Regions from separate parts of the Homo sapiens genome. Here region 2 is linked to region 1. A link is a loop called in an ENCODE intact Hi-C map of the cell type or tissue named here. Cell type or tissue: A673. All regions are shown on one strand.

Region 1 (8,000 bases):
TCAAAAAAACAATAACAAAAAAACAAACAAACAAAAAAACAGAGATGGTAATAATAATAACTTCCTCTTAGGATTAGGGTGAGGAGTATGTCCATTATGTAAAACACTTAGGAGACTGCCAGTATACAGTAACCTCTATTAAATGTTAACTTATCTTTAGTGTTCTTATAAAAAATTCATTCTTTACTTGCAAAATGTTGCACATGAACCAGTCCAATGTCCATAAACAGTGAACAGCCAACTGAACTATACTCTTTTTCTCTCTATATAAAGACACAGTGAAGACCTGGTGTTGGTTGTAAGAGGTATCCACGCTTAGGTTTCAGAGGATCCCAAAGTCCTTGAAGTGTGCAAAAATGAGTGTATTAAGTGTGAATGTATATTCTTCTGGAGAGGGATCTATAGCTTTCAACAGAGTCATAAAGGGATCTGTGACCTTCAAGGATCCAAGTATCATTTGGAATATCATTTCCAAATACGCCCTTTTTGTGTATCTTGATTGCCTCACGATTCTTAAATTGTATGCTTGTTTAAATGCCCTTTTTGGTAAAAACATTTGCACAGCTACACCAAGTTAGAATTTTATTAAGCTCCCATTTCTTTAGTTTTGACCTGTAGCTTTCATTTCAGATTCCCATCAGTGTATTAGAACAAATACATTTTCTTATAAATATGGGCTTAAAAATGAGTGTTTCTATGAATAGTGCAAATATAGCACTCTTCTTTTTTTTTTTTTGAGACGGAGTTTTGCTCTGTTGCCCAGGCTGGAGTGCAGTGGTGTGATCTCAGCCCACTGCAGCCTCTGCCTCCTGGGTTCAAGTGATTCTCCTGCCTCAGCCTGCCGAGTAGCTGGGATTACAGGCGCCTGCTACCAGGCCTGGCTAATTTTTTTGTATTTTTAGTAGAAATGAAGTTTCACCACGTTGGCCAGGCTGGTCTCAAACTCCTGACCTCAAGTGATCTGCCCACCTCAGCCTCCCAAAGTGCTGGGATTACAGGCATGAGCTACTGAGCCCAGCCATAGCACCCTTCCAAATGCTTCTTTCTATCTGGTCCCAAGAGCACTGATCCTGGAATAGCTCTATGCCTAGTTGCTAAGAATTCCAGAAGAGGTCAAGTCACAAACTTTTAGAACAAGTGTAAATAAATACCTCCAAAAATTCAAAATAAGGTTTTAATTCTGCTGTAAAGCAGATAATTGATTTTTGTTATTGACTACCTTTCTCCCCTTCTTCAGACAGGTGGGAAATCATTTAATTTTTGCTTCTTAGTAATGTTATTTCCTTCTGCCAATGATTACAAGTGATACTTATCTGGGTTATACTGTAAAAAAGCAATCAAAATAACTTTTGTTTAGTTCTAGCTGAGCTTAGTATAGTGTGAGACAGGACCCAGTTCTATATGACCAACAACAAATCAGTCTACAATCTGCAGCCTGCAATGTTCCATCCACACATTTACCTGTGAAGCAGTCAGGTTGGGAGAGGCTGCAGCTGACTGCTGGGCGTGGTGGTGGTGGTACTGCTGCTGTTGTTGTAGTTGCTGTAGTGGTTGCTGCTGTGCTGTTTGTAGTTTGTTTTCAGATTGTGGCAATGGCTGTATTTGGAACTTGTCCGGTTGTTCTTGCTTTACTATCAGGTTCTTCCGTAGCTGTTCAACTACTCTTTTCTACCAAATGAAGACAAAAAGAAATAAAAGATATTAGAATACTGCTCTATCAGCTGCACAGAAATATGCTCTGACATCTTTTCTATAAATAGCTTCATCTAAAACTTATTACATCTAAATTTACACAGGTTCTACATATGAAGAGCTTAAAGCATTTAATATACATTATTGGTAATATGAAACTGATGGTGTAAGAAATGTTTTATATATAAAGGGCAACTGAGGCACACAAATGAAAAATCTGAAGGAGATCACACAGCAGAGCTCAGATGTCCTATTATTAACTTAGCATGCTGAGAGCAGTATACAACGTAGCAGTAAAAAGCAGGACTCTGGAGCCATCCTACTTCAACTCCAATTTCAGTTTTGCTACTCACAGCTCTAAGATGTTGGGTAAGTTTATGAACCTACCTGTGCCTCACTGTCTTGCTCTTTAAAATGAGGTGGTTAACAGTACCCTTGAGGTTCTTATGAGCACCAAATGACTTGTTATATGGAAAGTACTCAGAACTGTGATTGGCACATTGTTGATCATTATTATTATTATTAGAGATAGTGTCTCTCTATACTGCCCAGGTTGGAGTACAGTAGCTATTCACAGGTGTAGTCATAGTGCATGCACTACAGCCTTGAACTCCTGGCATCAAGCAATCTTCTCACTTCAGCATCCCAAGTAGCTGGAACTACAAGCACACACCACTGGGCCCAGCTTATTATTTTTTGCATATGATAACACAGATACTAGCCATAGTAATTTTTATTAAGCAAACATCATGTATCTGTCCCAGTTGAAAACATTAAACAGACTGTTAAACAAAGAAACCTTGATCCCAGTAATATGCCATATAAACAACACATTCTAAATTACTGAAATGTGTAACTCATGAGCAGGACTTCTTTGCTGGGACAGGTTCTGTGGCGGTACACACGTTTGTTTAGGCAGAGTAGGGATTTAACTGCGTGGAGTGAAAAATTAATGTCAAAGTTCTTCAAACTTTCTAGGCCTTGCTCAAATCCAAGAGAAATGTGTTTCTGGATACCTTCATTATTATAATACACTTCAACAGCATGTAAGCCCCATGAGTGCAGGGGCTTATTTGGTTCACAACTATACTCTGCACTTATAACTATATTGCTGGCCCAACACGGTGGCTCATGCCTGTAATCCCAGCACTTTAGGAGGCCAAGGTGGGTGGATCACTTGAGGTCAGGAGTTCAAGACCAGCCTGGCCAACATGGTGAAACCCCATCTCCGCTAAAAATACAAAAATTAGCCAAGCATGGTGGCACACACCTGTAATCCCAGCTACTCAGCAGGCTGAGGCAGGAGAATTGCTTGAACCTAGGAGATGGAGGTTGCAGTGAGCCAAGATCATGCCATTGCACTCTGCACTCCAGCCTGGGTGACAGAGTGAAACCCTGTCTCAAAAAAAAAAAAAAAAAAAAAAAAAAACTATATTGCTCAGTAAATGTCCTTGTTCTCTTTACCTGATGTGTAAAGTGGTGGGACCAAAGACCAACAAATGGCTCATAAAGCATATAATAACTATTTGGGGCCATATTTGGGCTCTGACTCTCCTGCCCTAATAGGAGGAAGAAGGTATAAGCAGCATTCCTCTCATATCTCATACACTTTCAAGTTAGTTCATTAGCAGAGGTGTGCTATTTCTGATAAAAATAGATTGTGATTTTCTAATATAGATTATGAATGAAGAAAAAGAAGTGAATGAAGAGCTTTAAATAGTTAGATGAAACCATAAGAGCCAGGTTAATTCTCAAATGCCTGCTTATGGCTCTAACCAACTTCATCCCCCATATTCTCTGAAGAATCCAAATCTGTGGATTACTCATTTAACATATTTGAACATTAAAATATGTATAAAATGAATTTCTAAAATCTTTAAGTAAAAAAAAAAGTTCTCTTGAGAGTTGTTTGTTTTTATTTTTTGGTTTGTTTCTCTCTTTTTGTTTTTCTTTTTTTTTTTTTTTTTTTTTTTTTGGTTGTTTTGAAACAGGGTCTGGCTCTGTCACCCAGGCTGGAGTGCGGCAGCACAATCTTGGCTCATTGCCATTTCCACGCCCCAGGCTCAAGCGATCCTGTCACCTCAACCTACCAAGTAGCTGGGACTACAAGAGCGTGCTACCATGCCCAGCTAATTTTTTTATTTTTTGTAGAGATGGGGTTTCGCCATGTTGCCCAGGCTGGTCTCAAACTCCTGAGCTCATGCAATCTGCCCACCTTGGCCTCCCAAAGTGCTGGGATTATAGGCATAAGCCACCACGCCCGGCTGAGAGGTTTTTAGAAAAATATTTTTATTATTGATTCTTTTCAGACAACTAAAATATCATATAAAGGCCAATTTTGGGGGGAAAAATTCTGCTATGCATTATATTCTGCTAGCACTGCCTCTCTGAGTAAATATTTTTTTTTAAATGATGCAGAGTTTAAAGTCTTTGCAGAAACTATCTGCAGAATAATAAAAATGCAAATTAATAAAATATCAAATGCTTATAAAGTTAACTTTCAAGTCTTCAAAATTCTATTTCTCCAATATAAAAGGCAGAATAATTAAACTGCTGTAGTTTAGGAGAAGGCAAAGTAATAGCAGTGGTGCTGCAGATAATGTTGAGAATCTCATGTAAATTTTATTGCTTGGTGACTGCTAGAACATTTAGACATTTAAAAATTAAGTAATTATTTAGAGTTGCTTCAGTCCTCCTCCCCATCAGACATCAAACATATTAACGAACTAGCTAACGTGCAGCATCAGCAGCCAGAGAAAGGAACCCTAAGAGCTCTTACAAAACAAAAACAACAATAAAAAACCCAAAACAGATCAAATCAGAAGAAGGAGATAAATCAGGAGGAAATAATACAACATAAACATGACACCTGCCAAAAAATAAACTTTGGACAAAAACAGCACAGGAAACTAATTACTATACCAGTCACAAAAGGAAAGGGTGTTTTTTTCTCCTCTACAGCCATCCTTAGGAAACACAATGTGCTCTCCTAATCACTGCCTAGCTAAAGTACACTAGAAGCAAGAAACAAAGCCCAGAACCCATTTCCAATGTCATGTACAACAGAAGGGAACAGTAGGGAAAGCAGGAGCAAGGGATGCGGGCTAGAGTACTACTCTTCAGCCATATGGCTAGAGCAAGGTGACGACCAATCAGAACCAGAATCAGGAGCGTGGGAGTCAAGTGAGTCACACTGCATTCACAACTGCTCCTCCCCCAGGGCCTGAAACAAAGCCGTGGAAGCTTGGGGTGGGGGCTGGTGGGGGGACATGATCAAAATACTTGCAAACTTACATCAGTCCTTGAGAGGAGGGAAAAAAAAAAGGAAAAAGAAAGAGAGCTCTGCATTACAGGTCAGATCATATGAGCTGGGTAAAGCTTTCTTTAAAAGATAGCGTTGGTATGTCAAACTGCCACTCAGAAATGAATTGTCCCTTACTCCTTGCTGTGTTCACCAGATTAGAATACTGCGTGTGTGGTTATACATGTCTGTTGCTATCTGTGAAAAAAAAAAATTTTTAAATCAAGATTTTGAGGAAGCACTGATGCCCTCTGTCACTTAAATATAGATGACTGCACTTAGAAACCAGTAACTGAAAGCCAGGTGAGCTCTGCAGCAGAGGTGCTCCTTAGGTGTGGAGGCCCTGCAGGCTCTTCCAAGGACTGGGAGTAAAGGAGAGTTGCTGTGCATATTAGCTGGCTTTTCTAAGTCTCACAATCCAGTCTCGTTCTAGTTCAGTCTTGCAGCTCTGGCAAACACAGCACTCAAATGACTTCAGAGGGACCCCGGATTTAGGTCAGTACCACTTCTGGGTGGCAGCAAGAGAATACGGCGAAAATATCTCAAAAACCCTAGCTGTGTGGTATCATCCAAGGTTCTCACTGCTCCCTATATAAAGGATATCCTCTCATCTCCACAGGAGATGAGCCTATATTTTTACTACTATGTGTTTTAAATGAAGACGTCATGACTGCTGCTGGTCACTGACGAAGGTTATACTGGCATACATGATTTGATATTTTCAAAGGTATTCACATATAATGGAGATCTTTAAATGTAGCTAACTATATTGGAACATTATCCTGAAGCTTTGAGAAAGGGCTAAATTTCACAAACTGGCCATTCATCATTCACTGATAAGTTAATGAGAGTTAAAAGAGAGGGAAAAAATCAGGGAAATGAAAAAAGAAAGCTGGAAAGAACAAAGACGGAAGGGAGAGAGGGAGAAAAAATTAATAACTTATCATCTTTTCTTCTTAATATATTTCTATAAACAATAAGCCAACATGCCAGGCCTCCAGAACTGCTAGTACCGCCCACTTCAATCCATCTGTCAAGAACTGCTCCATAAACCCAGCATGTAACAAGGAGCCTTAGATTCCCTTGACATTCGCATCACTGGGTTTCATCAGGGCTTGTTCAGGCAGAAGAGTTCACAGAGCCTCTGACACTTCAAGTCACAGTTTCCAAGACAGGTAGTCACGGTGATCAATATTGTGACATTCAGCGATACTATCAACGTGTTCACACGACAGCAAGACAGATCCTGAAGAAAAATACGGAATTTTATAGGTCTAATACAACAGAAAATCAGGTTCGTTTTTCCACCGTTTAAGTCACGTTCCATGGCTTTTGTCAACAGAGAAGGGAGACGGAGAGACGGAAGGACTGCCCCCACCCAATCAACCCACCAGTTTATTCCTATCAAAAATTGCTCCCACAAATTTTAGAAAGCTTCTCTCAAAAGAAACTCCAAGACCCTGCCCTCCACAACTGGATGTCAGTGCTGCAAGTCTCTGCTTTTTCACACATTCAGTCACTCCACTGGTTTGTGCTCTACATGGCAGTATCTGTTGCGTATCAATTATTAGAGGGCCACACCCACTCAAGACATCTTCTTACACAGTATTGCCTTAAAGATGCATCCTTTTATTCCTTCCATGAATCAACATGCAATTTAAAAATACAACCTTCACTCTTTATACCAGAGGCTGATAGAGACTTGTAACTTTTCACAAATGCAGAAAGGTATCAAATCTTACTCAAAATCTTTCTGGGTCTTCAGACACACCAATTGCTCAAAATGAAACCAAGGATACTAAATTTTACGCGTATGGAAAAACTAACCTGGAGAAATGTTTATTTGTTGATGAGATCAGAACTTACTCAAAGAGGAAAAAAAAGACTTTCTACCGTCTAACTAAAACTCAGCCACTGCATTGATAAGTCACACCAATATTCATCAACGCTGAGGATGCAGGAAGGAGACAGGGCAGTCTTCAGAATGTGCCACAAAATTATCCTCTAAAGAAGAGGGGATGTGTTACTGTCATAACATTAGAGACAAAATTACAATCTAGAGTAAAATGTATGTATTGTTTAATGGAAACAGAAACTAAGTGAAGATTTCACCATTTTATGAACAAAAACACAGAATGCCATTTTATGGACAAACACACAGAAGAGAAACTCAAGATAAACTCCCTCCTTAATGCAAGTAAAATTCAATAAGAGAATCTGCACTGGAGTTATTGGAGGGGATAGTCCAGGCAAGACACAGGATAGAATTCTAACAGAGGAAGACAGGGAGGAATACTGGTGGCAGAAGCTATAAAAATATACTTAGCTAAAATAATTGCACTTTCTTCATTTTGTAAGATACTAGAAAGTTTTCCCCAGACTCTCTGAGATTCACAAAGAATTAGACAAATAGTTTCTTTCCCTTTTTAACCTCTTTTAAAAAGTACATATCCTTTTAAAATACCACCTGTTTGACAGAAACAGCATCTACAACCTCATCTTACACAGTGAACTGGACACAATGTCTACAAAAGAAGGTCTCTTTCCTGGTTTTGAGATTTGGGGACATAATTATTTTATAGTTCTCAAGTTGTCATGGAATTTATATAGTACAAATAAACAAATTGACAACAGCAGCAACTGTAATTATCAGAGATTTTTTTCAGTAAAGTTTAAAATTCTCTGCATGGATGTTTAACAGATGGCAAAGAATGCATATATCATGGTATTGATTAGACTTCGGCTTACTTTTTTAATTAAAAAATATTCTTTGGGGCTTATTCTTCCTTCAAAACACACACACACACACACACACACAGAGGTATTTACATCAATGGATTTTACATCTCATCTCCATAGGAGATGAGACCCTTTATTAATATCATTAGGATTTACAGTCCATCTCTCTAAAAATTTAGACTTTAGACCTTTTATTTGCTAGCCTGATTGAAATGCAGTTTTCTTATTTAATTCACTCATGCTCTAATAGGTAAACTCAACCCCATCT
Region 2 (8,000 bases), 50 kb after region 1:
TTGAGACAGAGTCTCGTTCTGTCGCCCAGGCTGGAGTGCAGTGGCATGATCTCGGCTCACTGCAACCTCCGCCTCCCAAGTTGAAGTGATTCTCCTGCCTCAGCCTCCTGAGTAGCTGGGATTACAGGCGCCCGCCACCACGCCCAGCTAATTTCTGTATTTTTAGTAGAGATGGGGTTTCACCATGTTGGTCAGGCTAGTTTCGAACTCCTGACCTCATCGTCCACTCGCCTCGGCCTCCCAAAGTGCTGGGATTACAGGCGTGAGCCACCACGCCCAGCAAAGGCTTGCCTTTTAAGGCATTTCTAATTTTTTATTTGCTTCAATGTGTATTACTATGCCCCAAAGGACTATATGAACACAAGTTGACTACAGACTGTTAGATCCTCTTTCATTTCTATTGGATCTACAAATTGTACCACAAGTCTAATATTGATGCAATCATGGTTTATTAATCTGACCATTACCTTTTCAAAACAAAATGTAGCTTGCAAAAGAGTGTTATCTGTCATGATAAGCTAAACCTTGTGGAAATTAAGGGCTTAACTCAAGAAGTCAACGATAACTTCTTGTCTCATAATCTTTGGTCAATTTTTTTGCATTTAATGTTGTGGAAATGCTCTTTCACTGATTAATTCTACTTGATACTGACTTTCACAAAGTCTAACAAATACTTGTTGAATTTTTCCTCACATAATAGGTTCCCAAAACAATATTTTATTTTTTTCTAGAGGCCCAGCTAAATAACTGTTCTGAAAACAGACTTGTTTTTATTCTATATTCCCTTTGAGTTTAAGGATTAAAAAATTCTTCACTGGCTGGGCGCAGTGGCTCACGCCTGTAATCCTAATACACGGGGAGGCCAAGGCGGGCAGATCACTTGAGATCAGGAGTTCAAGACCAGCCTGGGCAACATGGTGAAACCCTGTCTCTACTAAAAATACAAAAATTAGCTGGGCGTGGTAGCGCATGTCTGTAATCCCAGCTACTTGGGAAGCTGAGGCAGGAGAATCACTTGAACCCAGAAGGCAAAGGTTGCGGTGAGCCAAGATCGTGCCACTGCACTAGAGCCTCCGTCTCAAAAAAAAAAAAAAAAACTGTCTTCATAAACTATATTTCCTTAAATATGTACAACCTAAAAACCTAGCAATAAATTTCATGTCATTTCCAATAGTGCACCTAGCTTAAAAATAACAAATGTCCGTTAGAGTGCTTTTAGTTAAAAGTATTTCAACTTTACTCCACCTGCAGTTATACAGTAAAAATAATAACAAAGGCATAGAAGAAGATAAGAATGTGAATCCCTAATTGGTAGGTAAAATACTTTAATACTTACAAAAGTGTTTTAAAATTGAAGACATAATTTGGATAGTCTTTATAACTTGATTTGATAAATATCCTCCTCACTCAAATTTATTTTCAAAACTAAGTGTATTACGCTCTGTACAAGAAGAGAGCCCTGATATATACAACTAATACAGTAGGTTGTTATTCATTACGGTCTTTGGACAAAGAATCAACGCTAAACAATAGAGCAAACTGCTGACTCTATCTGGAGAATATCTTGCTAATACATTAAAAGCTACTGCAGGTTTAGAATCCCAGCCTCTGAAAAGAGCTTATCCAGAGAATAAGACCAAGGTACATTTTTAGTTTCTATTCTGATTTCTTTAAAAGGGTGTCAAGACAATATAAAATTATTTTTTCTCTCCATAAGTTCTCTTGCTCCAATCAAGAATGCTTCTTTCATAACAAGACGATCCTGCACGATCTTTTATTCTTACCAAATGATTTGCCCAGGTTTTCATCATTTGTCTTCTAATATTATGATCAAGAGATTATTCTTTGAACCAATGGGGGCTAATATCAGATTTCAATACCAGCATTTTAAAAAGATCCAAAAAGAGACAACAAGGAAAGTATTCTTTTTCAGTCTCAAGTGTATAAATAAGCTACTTTTCATTAGTCTGTTCTCTGAATGTTACTAAAATTTAACTTTTATATCACCTTGAACACAAAATTCAAAAAGATTCTTTAATCCTAAAACACATATTTGTATCTTTTAAACAACTGCATCATAAACATAATAAAACCAATTTTCACTAAATCTCACATTTGCATTCAAATATTTTATGTTCCCATTCAACTATATTTACTTCAGTTTTTTTTTAATTTGTAACTTTAAGAAGGTGACGATCATTTCTTCTAAACCACATAGTGTGTGTGTGTGCGTGTGTGTGCGTGTGTGTGTGTGTGTGTGTGTGTGTGTGTGTGTGTGTGTTTCCAGTAGCAATTTCTACTTTTTGGGGGAAGTGGAGGAGACTGACCAGAGAAATTGCTGATTTTAAAACAGTAGCATCTATCAATATTTGCTCACAAATAAATAAATGTCCTAAAATGCAAATAATGCAGAGCCATAAGGAGCTAGAGCCTACACCAGTGAGTGAACTTTTACAGGAAATTCATGTACGACAAGCGATCACGTAGTAAAAGCTGTGTTCCAGTGCTATACATTTTTAGCCACCCAAGCTCAAAGCCTCAGAGTCACTTATCATTCTTTCTTCCTCTACCTTGTGGCCCAGTTCCCAATAATGCCTAATCTTGTTGATTGTTCTGCAATAATGTCCCTTCCAACCTCTTTCCATACCTTTTGTCCCTTACCAGTGTCAGAAATTGTTTCCTTAGCCTTAAGCCACAATAATATAATTCTAACTATACTCCCACACCCCATTTCTTCCTTTCCATATAGCACTGCCAGATTAATAGCAAGAAAATGTAGCTCAGATTGATTATGTCACTTCCTTGGATAAACAACAACAAAGAATCACAGACTATTACTGTTGGAGGGGCCCAGAGTAGGAAGGGAAGGTAATGGGAGCTGGAGCCTGGCAACAGGAACCCAAAGATAGTACACAGGACCCATGAGGTGAGGGTCTGGCAGGATTTAACCTAGTAGTTCATGCAGCCGGTACGAATTCATTCTTTTTCTTAAAAGTTGATAATAAACATGCATAATTAGGCAGTTATGTAATTTACATTGTTTAGTTAGTGGATTCTTTTCTCTTTAGATTAATAGGCGCTCCGAGGCAGGTCAAATCAAAAAGGTTTGGCTGAGACTCTTTTTTCCTCTGGCTTTGTCTGTTAGGTCTAATAGTGTCTGGAAAAGAATGCAATAATTTTTTTCCAGAGACGTTACTAACACTATACGCAAAAGCTGGAAGAATCTGTAAGTACTCAGGGGTGACATTCACTCAAGAGACTATGGAAATGGGGTGAGACATAAATGCTTGATTAAAGTTAGCAGAAGCATTATCAGGTACAAGGAACTGGATTGGATTGGGCCACACAGTTACCCAATTTTCCCCAATGCACATCTTTTTGTTCTCTTCCACACTAACATGAAAACCACAGCTTTATTAGCTGATAATTTAAAACACAGTCAAAGCCCAACTCTTAAGTGCTGCTTTAAAAAGAAAACTGTTTGAATCCCTACAAATTTCTCAAAAGGAGACACACCAGAGTTTGATTTAGATAGCCTAGAGCAATGTCCTGTGTCCTTAGTTAGGATCACCCTGCTACACAAAATGATGCTAATCTCACAAAAAGCGAAAATATCATTATATTTTCCTATTTATAAATGTAATATAATTTCATTTAATTTTTTTCAAGAAATTAAAATATCATGTAATCCCTCTCAACCCCAGAAATAAGCTCCGTTATTTCTTTCTAATATTTTTCTGATTTTATATAACAATCTGGGATCATACACTGCATAGTGTGCTACCATGTCCTTCGTTTATTTAATAATATGTCACGAATACATTTCCATGTGAAAATCAGTATCATCTACTTCCTTTTCTTAACAAGTGCACTCACAAATACACCAAATGTTTTTTTCAATTCTCCACTATTATTTAAAAAAACTGTAATGAACATCCTTATAAATGTATCTTTATTCACTTATCTGAATCCTTCCTGAGAATAAATTCTTAGAAATCATGCTGCTGGGTTAAAGGGTAGCCTAATTTAAAATGTAGATTCCTATTCCAAAACTGTTGTCTGAAAAGGCTATATATACTTTCATCAATAGAGTAAGGACTGCCTGTTTGTCTATCTCTTACAAGTACACAGACTTGATACCCTTAAAATTTATCAGTTTCATGAGTGAAAAAATTTCATTATTGTTCTAATTTATAATTCCTATTAATGAAACTGAGCATCGCTTCATATTTATTGGCCATTAATGATTTTAATATGTTTAATGATTCATACAAGAGTATAAGTACATGTGTGAATGTACATATGAATGTATAAGTATGTATACATACATGTACATATAATCTCTAATAAACAGGCTAGTTTTGGTACCTCTGAATCCCTAAGAGCCTCTCTCTAATTGCATCCCTCTCCTTCTGCCCAAAAGGTAGTTACTATTCTGAATTTCTTCTAACTTTACCACTTATATAATTATCCATATATAATGTTTTATTAGTTTTTATGTATCCTGTGACTTGTATTTTTTCCCAAGTCTCATGAAATTCTCCATGTTGATACATATACCTGCAGTTCATTCATTTTTTAAAAACTATAGTATGGTATTCCACCATAGGAGTGTCCCATAATTTACTTATCCTATCACAGGATATTTGGACTGATTCCATTTTCTGTTGTTGTTAGTATTATTGTTGTTGTTGAGGCACAGTCTTACTCTGTTGCCTAGATTGGAGTGCAGTGGTGCAATCATGGCTCACTGCAGCCTCTGCCTCCTAGGCTCGAGGGATCCTTCCACCTCAGCCTCCCAAACAGCTGGGACCACAGGTGTGCACCACCACATCTGGCTAATTTTTGTATTTTTGGTAGAGATGGGTTTCGCCATGTTGCCTAGGCTGGTCTTGAACTCCTGGGCTCAAGCAATCCACCGGCCTCAGCCTCCCAAAGTGTTGGGATTACAGGTGTGAGCCACCATGCTTAGCCCATTTTCTGTTATTATTAACAAGGCTGCTACAAATATTCTCATGCAAGTCCTTCTGTATGTCTGTAAGAGTGTCTTTAAAGCTGCATTGTCCAATATGCTATCTATCCACTAGCCATATATGGCTATTGAGCACTTAAAATATGGCTACCTCAAGCTGAGATGTGCTGCAAGTGTAAAATATAAACACCGGATTTCAAAGACTTAAAATTGATTTCAACTCTGTTTACTTTTTTGTAGGTGGCTGCTAGAAATCTTTTAATTACATATGTGTTTTCTGTTCTATTTCTATTGGACAGTGCTGCTCTAGAGTATATATCTAGGAGGAGAACTGGTGGGTCATAAAGTATACACATCTTCAAATTTGCTAGAAAATCAAAAATTGTTTTCCAAAGTTGTTGAACAATTTTATATTCCATTCAGCAGTGTATAAGGTTTCTTGCTGCTTATCCTTGCCAATGATTGTTGTTGGATATTTTAATTTTTGCCAATCTGTCAGAAGTAAAATGATATCTCACTGTGGTTTTAAATCTCATTTTCCTCATTACTAATAAAACTAATCATCTTTCACATATTTACTGTCCACTGATGCTTCCTATTCTGTAACATATACTAGTATTTTTACTTCTGCTGTGAGTTGCCTTAATATTAGTGCCCCCACCCCCCCCTTGCATACTTTTCCCTTGGGAGGCTCATACTTTTCTTAGAGATTCATAAGAACTCTTTATATGTAAGACTAATAACCCTTTGTCACACATGTGTTAAAAATATCTGTCTTGAATTTTTTATTGCTGTTTTTGCAATTTTGCTTTTACTGCCTTTGCCTTAAATAAGGTTTCTCTTCTTTCTTTTATCCTCTTATGTTATTAGGTCCTTTCCTGTATGGTTTCTGGTCTTCTTATCATACTAAGGAAGGTCTTCCACACTCCAAGATAAAAAGAACAAAAAAACTGTTTTCTTTTAGTATTTTTATAATGTTATATATTAAATCTCTAATCCACTTTAAATTTGTTTTTTAGTATGATGTAAAACAGAGATAACAGCAGACAAAAATTACGGTGACTATCCAGCTCATGACAGGTCTCCCAGTGGCTATCTATGGCTGTGCTACTCGCCTCCTTTCCTGGGGAGGCTTTCTTTTCACGTTCATCCTTCCCCAAATCCACACACTGAGACACACGCACCTGCAGAAACCAACATGTCATATGTGTAAGAAGTCTTACATGACCCAGTTTCCCAGGATATAGTGATTGGTCTGAGCCCTACAAGGGGATAGTGGGCATGTGACCCTGGCCACACAAATCAAAGTACTTCCTCAAGTATTTTCAACATGCCAGAGAACACTTTTCTTCAAAAGGTGACAAAACCTGGAAGCTGCTAAAGGCTACATTCTCTGCCACACAGAGTTAGCCTACCGTAGTTAAAAATGAAGTGGAGAACATATGATATAAATGAAAGAGTAACTAGTCTATGAGGACTGAAGAGGTTTGCTGCTTCTTGCATTCCTGAGGGAATACTGTTCACCTATTCCCTCCTTTCTGTGATACCTTAACATCCTCCCAATATGTCCGCTCTCTTTTTGGCTTCAGCTAGTTTGAGCTGAATGTGTAATTTGCAATCAAGACAGTCCTGACTAGGAGCCTCACTTGATATTTTTTCCTGAAGTGGACAGCCAATTGTTCTTATACCATTTCCTGAAAAAAATCCATCTTTCTCTACTGATCTGAAATATTATCTCTATTATATTAAATTCCAATTCATATGAATGTTTTATTTTTAAGTTGTTTTGCTCTGCTAATCTGTTTGTTCCTTGCCAGCATCATACCGTTCACTGACTAAACCTTCTAGTATGTTTTGACTCTGTTGGTTACTTCATTCACTTAATGTACATATTCAGTACACTACATTGTGTTAGCCAGAGAATATTCCCTTGAATAGGCAGGTGGAGTCCTGACTCTCATTGAGTTTAAAACCTAGAAGCAAAGAGAGACAAATCATTATGATAAAATATAATGAGTGTTAGGATAAAGGGAATAAGGTACACTAGGGTAAACAACCAACAGGTGGACCTAACCTAATCTATAGGTCAGAGAAGGCCTCTAGGAAGAAGTAGTTTTACACTGAGACTTGAAGGATGTGTATGAGCTCACCAAGGTGGGGAGGAGAACAGTGTCTCAGAAGGGAGACCAGTAAGTTCAAAGATGCAGAAAGACTAGGGTCCATTTAGTTGTGAGAAAAGTTAGAGTTTGAAGAAAGAGAGAGAGAAAAGAGAGGTTGGAGAAAGTAGGTATGTATCACACAAATTTGCGAGCCACGTTAAGATTTTGGACTTGGTCCTAAGAGCAAAGAGAAGACACAGAGAGGTTTTAAGCAACCATTTAAATTTGCATTTTTGAAGATTCACTCTAGCTACAGTAAAGAGAAGGGAAGAAGGCTGGAAGCAAGAAGATTCAAAAAGAAACTCTTTAAATAAGCCAGGCAAGAGATAATAATGGCATGGGCTAAAGTAGTGCTTATGGAAAGAAGATAGATTTAAAAAGATATCTAAGAAGAAGACTGGCAGAACATGATGACTGAATTTCGGAGATGAGTGAAAGGGAAGAATCAAGGAAGGCTTTCAGAGTCAACAATGATGTTTAAGATTCTGGCTTTTTTATTGTGGTAGACTGTGGTAAAATTTACAGTCATAAGTAACATAACTGGAAACACTGGAGAGAAAATAATGAGTACAGTTCAGGACATCCTGAGTCTAAGATGCCAGTACGACACTGAAGTGAAGTTGTTCAGTGGGCAGCTGGGCTAGAAATGTAACATTCTCCTTAATTCTTTTTCAAAGTTTCCTTGGCTACATCTGGGTGAACTTTAGACTCAATCTGTCAAATTCCCCAAAATATTCACTGGAATTTTGAAGAGAATTATAGTAAATTTATAGATTTCAGGATAATTGACTTCCTTAAAACGTTCAATCTCCCCACTTAGAAAGAAGGTATGAATGATCTTCATTTATTTAAACTCTTTTATGTCCCTA

Evidence for each region. Peaks named below come from ENCODE experiments on the same cell type or tissue, not always from the same donor. Only the 100,000 strongest peaks of a DNase experiment are listed, where the experiment ranks them.
Region 2: it touches region 1 in a loop (3-fold over the local background); 1 of 110 quality-filtered maps calls a loop at or near these places.

What each region holds. Positions count from the first base shown.
Region 1 is chr11:45,978,299-45,986,298 of GRCh38, forward strand. PHF21A (PHD finger protein 21A) reads right to left here. Exons shown (of 19, transcript NM_001352027.3): 7 at 1,462-1,668. Among named protein-coding and RNA genes, the nearest start is that of LARGE2, 60 kb to the left of the region's middle. RefSeq lists enhancers at 3,344-4,241, 4,740-5,034. In A673, no CTCF peak of the experiment used is centred here; DNase peaks (open chromatin) are centred at 4,873 and 6,053; H3K4me3 peaks cover 1,261 bases; H3K27ac peaks cover 3,359 bases.
Region 2 is chr11:46,028,590-46,036,589 of GRCh38, forward strand. All of the region lies in intron 6 of PHF21A (PHD finger protein 21A), which reads right to left. Among named protein-coding and RNA genes, the nearest start is that of PHF21A, 89 kb to the right of the region's middle. In A673, no CTCF peak of the experiment used is centred here; no DNase peak of the experiment used is centred here.